2 separate regions of the Homo sapiens genome follow, and region 1 is linked to region 2. Evidence: read pairs that join two places in POLR2A ChIA-PET (ENCODE). Cell type or tissue: K562. All regions are shown on one strand. Links, peaks and the distances in the headings refer to the core of each region. The heading gives the core; the rest is flanking DNA.

Region 1 (2,906 bases), core at 293-2,792, 50 kb after region 2:
TGCCCCCCTTCGTAGCATGTTGCTCAGGCTGGCCTCTGACTCCTGGGCTCAAATGATCCTCCTGCCTCAGCACCTCCAAGTAGCTGAGAGTATAAACATGTGCCAGGGTGCCCAGCTATGTTACTTCTGGGAAGCATTCTGGAAGATAGTTGTACCAGGCACACTGTACCTTATAACCTTGTCTTTATATATGGGGATCTTTTGCTTTGTGCTCCTGGCATCAAATTCAGCTATAAAGTTGACTCAAACCTTCCAAGGATGGGTATTGTTGTAAGGTCCTGGTCAGAGCCTGGCAGTACGTCAGCCTACCCTGAGTGCAGAGCTTCAACTACCCGCCTGCTACAACAGTGTTTTCATATTTCCATACCTGAGATATAGTAAAAAGTGGTTTTAATACAGAAACCTGGCCAGGCATGGTGGCTCACACCTGTAATCCCAGTACTTTGGGAGGCTAAGGAGGGAGGATTGCTTGAGCCCAGGAGTTTGAGACCAGCCTGGACAACATGGTGAGATCCCCATTGCTATATCTCTTAACATTTATTTAAAAAAAAAAAAAAAAAACAGAAATCACAGAGATCTGAAGTTAGGGTCTTGCTATTTAAAAGCTGTGCCACTTTCAGCCAATCCTTTTATATTCTTCACACTTCTACTTATTCATCTATAAAATAGGTATGATACCTGTTTCACAGAATTGTTGGGGGCCAAAGTAAGATGATACAAATATAAGTTCCCAGCTCAGTACCTGGACACCATAGGTGCTCAGCGAACGTTACCGCACTCTGACACCTGGGCACCCCAGCCCTGGGATACGGGTCTTCCTACCACTTAGGGGATTGTGTGAGATGAACCAAGGGAAGCCACTCCAGCTCTCACAAATGTAACCACTGTACAGCTGCCTCCTTGACCACATTTCCATGTATAAGAAATACAAGTTTTGGCAGGAACATTTTCCAAACCAAAGGAAAATTTGTCTACTGTGTATATTAAAGCTGAAGAAACCAAAAAGTTTCTGCCTATTTGGTATTTTTCCTGAATACTAGATTTGCTGACTTGGGATTTAGATGTAGACGTCTGTTTGCAAATGTTTTCTTCACACATTTGTTCATTTTTCCTATTTACATCATCAGTCATCCCCACTTCACAATGTTCTTTTCAAAGGCCTCTTTCTTAGTCATTTTTTTTAGGCAATGTTTGGCCATCTGGCGCACAGTTTATCAGAAGTATTATTGCTTAAGGTCCCAGCCATAGAGGAAGGGAAACTCAGACATAAGTGAGAGTTGCAAGCTCAGATGTCAAAAGAAGATACAAATAAGAGGCGGGGTACAGTGGCTGATGCTTGCAGTCCCAGCACTTTGGGAGGCCAGGGTGGGAGGATAGCCTGAGGCCAGGAGTTCAAGACCAGCCTGGTCGACATAGCAAGGTCCTGTCTCTACAAAAAAAGAAAGAAAGATAAAGATGCAAATAAGAAAAACCAAACTGACTAATTTATATTTTGGAAACAAAGTTTTTTTTTTTTTGAAGTATTTATTTATTTATTTTTGAGACAGGCTCTTACTCTGTTCCCAGTGTAGTGTAGTGGCATGGTTACGGTTCACTGCAGCCTCAAACTCTTGGGCTCAAGGGATCCTCCCGCCTCGGCCTCCCAAGTAGCTGGGACTTCAGGAGTGTACCACCATGCCTGGCATTTTTTTTTTTTTTTTGGTATTTTTTTGTAGAGACAGGGTTTTGCCATGCGGCCCAGAAACAATGTTTAATATATATACATTCATACGATAATTTTATCAATTCAATAACTCTCCTTATCAAAGGTAGGTACGCATTCTGGAAATTTAAGCAAATGAGCTAGCTTGCAGGGACAATATGAATGCACTGCATTTCTGTCAAATGGTACCCAGATTTCTGGAGCATCAGTTGTACTACAAACTCTTATTTTTAGAAGTATCTGGGATTCTAGCCAGGCGCGGTGGCTCACGCCTATAATCCCAGCACTTTGGGAGGCCGAGGCGGGTGGATCAGGTCAGGAGTTCGAGACCAGCCTGACCAACATGGTGAAACCTCGTCTTTACTAAAAATACAAAAATTAGCCGGGTGTGGTCGCACTTGCCTGTAATCTCAGCTACTCAGGAGGCTGAGGCAGGAGAATCGCTTGAACCCTGGTGTCAGAGGTTGCACTGAGCCGACATCACACCACTGCACTCCAGCCTCAGTGACACAGAGAGACTCCGTCTCAAAAAAAAAAAAATTAGCTGGGCGTGGTGGCGCATGGCTGTAATCCCAGCTACTTGGGAGGCTGAGGCAGGAGAATTGCTTGAACTCAGGAGGTGGAGGTTGCAGTGAGCTGAGATGGCGCTATTGCACCATCCAGGGCAAGAAGAGTGAAACTCCGTCTCAAAAAAAAAAAAAAAAAGGAAAGAAAAGAAAGAAATATCTGGGATTCCCCACATAGGAATATGAATCCAAATTTTGAAATTAACTTAAATCTGAAGTGAAAAAAAATAGATCCCTCAGATACTAGATCTTCTCAAATGGTTCCACCTAGATGGTCCCTGTACCTCTTGAATAGAAATTCTTCCCTGGGGAGGTGTCTGCAGAGCTGTGCGGGTGGTGCAGTCAGTCTGTGTCATGCCTGGGTTTGTAAGGAGGCAGTGTAGTGGAATTTTTTAGGGCCAGGTTAGAAGCTAGATGACCTAGGCTTGAATTCTTGCTGTCACTATTTATTAGCCATGTGACATGGGGCAAGTTACTTTACTTCTGTATTAAGCTAGTTTCCACACCTGAAAATGGGATTACCTCTTTATTTTTAAGAGTTTTTAATTTTTTTTAAGAATTTATTTTTAAGAATTGTTCTGAGGATTGCATGAGCTCATATGTTTAAAGGCGCTAGAATGGAGCACCTGGTAGATGTA
Region 2 (2,906 bases), core at 272-2,771:
AGGCGAATGAAGTATTAGAACACCCTCGGTAGCGAGTGCTGAGAGGGCCAGACACGGTGGCTCATGCCTGTCGTCCCAGCACTTTGGGAGGCCGAGGCAGGAGGATCACCTGAGGCTAGGAGTTCACAACCAGCCTGGGTAACATAGTGAGATCCTGTCTCCCCGTCGAAATTTTTTTGATTAAAAAAAAAAAAAGCGCTGAGAGAGGAAATCCCAGGCTGTTGCAGGCATATGAGAGAAAAACACCAGCCTCTGCCCGAGGACGCATGAGAGAAAAACACCAGCCTCTGCCCGAGGACGCATGAGAGAAAAACACCAGCCTCTGCCCGAGGAGACCAATGAGGGTTTCCCAGAGGAAGCAGCTCTGGGTTGAGACTTAACAGATGAGAAGATATCCCAGGGGGCCAGGGGGTATAAGAGCATCCCAGGGAAAGGGAAAGCAAAAGACGGAAGTGTGGGTTCAGGGGGCAGCAGCACGGGCAGAGCCTGGGGCAGAGGGTGACAGGAAGGTGGGGGAGAGCTAGCTCCGGGAGGACTCACCTGCTGTCCTCAGGTGTTGGTGCTTTATCTTGGAGGCACTGGGAAGCCGTGGCCAGGGTTAAGGGGGTGAGATGCCAGGACTGTGCTTTAGTGCTCTCTGCAGTTACTGGCTGGGTAGAGGAGACCGAGGAGCAGAGGTGGGAGGCCGGAGACCAGGGAGGAGGCTGTGGCAGGCATCCAGGTCAATGCTGGGGGGCTGGTCTGGGCAGGAGCAGAGGGAGAGGGAAAGAGGAGATAATTGGGAGGTCGATGTGAACAATGGGGCTTCTACAGTGCCGGCCCAGAGGGATGAAGTAGTTCGTGGGGTAGGCGAAGGGAGGCAGGGAGAGGGAGGGCCAACTGTGTGAATGGAGGGAGCGGCCCAGGGCAGCTCAGCGAGGCCCGTTGGCTGCACAGGCAGGTGGTGAGCGGGCGGGGTCTTGCTCCTTGCGGGGTGCGAAAGTTGGCAGGGTTGGGTGGTAACCTTGGGAACCTGAGAAGAAAGGTCAGGGTGGAGATGTCAGCCGCCATTTTGGCCCCAGGAGGTCCATCCCTATGCCCGGTTGATTGCTCTGCTTTGTGAACACAACCATGGCTCAGCCGCAGACCCAGGATTAGAACTCTACAAAAAGGGCTTCTTGGCTTGTTGTGGTGGCTCAGGCCTGTAATCCCAACACTTTGGGAGGCCAAGGCGGGTGGATCACCTGAGGTCAAGAGTTTGAGACCAGCCTATCCAACATGGTGAAACCCCGTCTCTACTAAAAATACAACAATTAGCCGGGTGTGGTGGCGGGTGTCTGTAATCCCAGCTACTCCGGAGGCTGATGCAAGAGAATTTCTTGAACCTGGGAGGTGGGGGTTGCAGTGAGCCGATATCACGCCACAGCACTCCAGCCTGGGTGACAGAGCAAGACTCCGTCTCAAAAAAAAAAAAAAAAAAAAAAAAAAAAAAAAAAAAGAGGCTTCTTGAACACTCCCCTCGAACCTACCCCGGCGGCCTCCAGAGCTCCGCCCATCCTCGCCCTTCAAAGTTAGTGGAAGCCCTCAAGGCCTTGAACTAACTGCTCGCTGCTGACCTGCCGGCCTCGTTGCCCTCCTTCTCTCTGTGGCTGTGGGCAAGTGACTCACTTCTTAGTCTTCTCTCTTGGAAAACCGGCGGCTGGACCAGCTGCTCCCCGTGGTCCCTGCCAGCGCTGGCTCGCCGGGATTCCATCTCCCCACCCTCTCTGGGTTCTCCACGCTCTGGGCTGTCATTGCAGCGTGGATCGTAATGCACGTAATGCAGTGTGACATGCATTCCAGCACCCTGATGGCCATGGGCTCTCCCTCGGCTCAGGCCCGCCCTGGGGAGCTGCGGAGGCTGTGTTGAGCTCAGCTCCTCATCTTAATTCTGCAAACCTGTTTTGAGGTCTGGTCTGGTTCCCAGCTGAGCACTCAGGTACTGTGGGTGGGGTCTCTTGGCCTGGGGTCTGCCCGGCGCACCATGAATCATCAGCCAGACAGGGTCTTTCAGAAGCGGGACTGTCCATCCCTGTTCTCCAGGCATGATCATGTCTGTTCATCAGAGATCATCTTTACGGAGGTAGAGAAGAGCTTCCGTCTCCGGGGTCACGTGTTGTACTTTGCACATCCTCCGTGGTGAGGTTCTTTTCTAGATCTAGCCCAAATCTTCAAGAAGGCTTAAAACAAAGCTGCATTTTAAGGGCTTCTGGGTGGAGGAATCAGATTAGATCCATTCTGCTCAGCTTTCTCTCACCAGAAGTGGGGGCTCCGCCCTCTGAGTGGGAAGGGACCCATTCCTTTCACTTCCCCGCTCCCTGGCTAGGTCAGCCCACACCTGGCTTGGGCCAGAGCTGCAGTTGCTGTTGGCACCCAAATGGTCTGAGGCTGTTAGGTAACAGGTCTTGGCCAGACATTCTGGTTCCGCAGGTACAGCCTACAAGTTAAAAATTGTTCTAAAAATGCAGGGCAAGCTGTCTAAACACACACAGGCCTGGGGAGGGGGGAGGTTGTGGGACAGAGGCCATAGTCAGTGGAGGGATGTGTTTTCCACAGGGACTCTGGGCTCAGAGCCCTGACTCCAAACCAAGCATCAAACTCAGGGAAGAGTGGCCCAGACCTGCTGCAGGGACGAGGGGCCCAGACCCGCTGCAGGGACGAGGGGCCCAGACCCGCTGCAGGGACGAGGGGCCCAGACCTGCTGCAGGGACGAGGGGCCCAGACCCGCTGCCCAGAGATAGGATTTGCAGCCCAACCCCCTCTTAGCTTCCCTCATTTCCCTCCCTTCCCTCCCTCCCTCTCTCTCTCTCTTTTCTTTCCTTCCTTCCTTCTTTCCTCTCTCTCTCTCTTTCTCTCTCTCTCTCTTTCGAAGGACTCTCACTCTGTCA

What was found. ChIA-PET counts read pairs that join two places held together with the same protein. Peaks named below come from ENCODE experiments on the same cell type or tissue, not always from the same donor. Only the 100,000 strongest peaks of a DNase experiment are listed, where the experiment ranks them.
Region 1: POLR2A ChIA-PET joins it to region 2 with 10 read pairs; 7 of 35 experiments call an interaction of 5 or more read pairs at or near these places.

The regions. Positions count from the first base shown.
Region 1 is chr3:196,091,814-196,094,719 of GRCh38, reverse strand. No RefSeq gene overlaps it. Among named protein-coding and RNA genes, the nearest start is that of TFRC, 11 kb to the right of the region's middle. RefSeq lists a silencer at 2,091-2,279. In K562, for the core only: a CTCF peak has its summit at 2,362; no DNase peak of the experiment used is centred there.
Region 2 is chr3:196,142,012-196,144,917 of GRCh38, reverse strand. It overlaps LINC00885 (long intergenic non-protein coding RNA 885), which reads right to left and starts at 2,282. Exons shown (of 3, transcript NR_034088.1): 1 at 1,918-2,282; 2 at 541-1,012. In K562, for the core only: no CTCF peak of the experiment used is centred there; DNase peaks (open chromatin) are centred at 965, 1,514 and 2,227; H3K4me3 peaks cover 2,282 bases.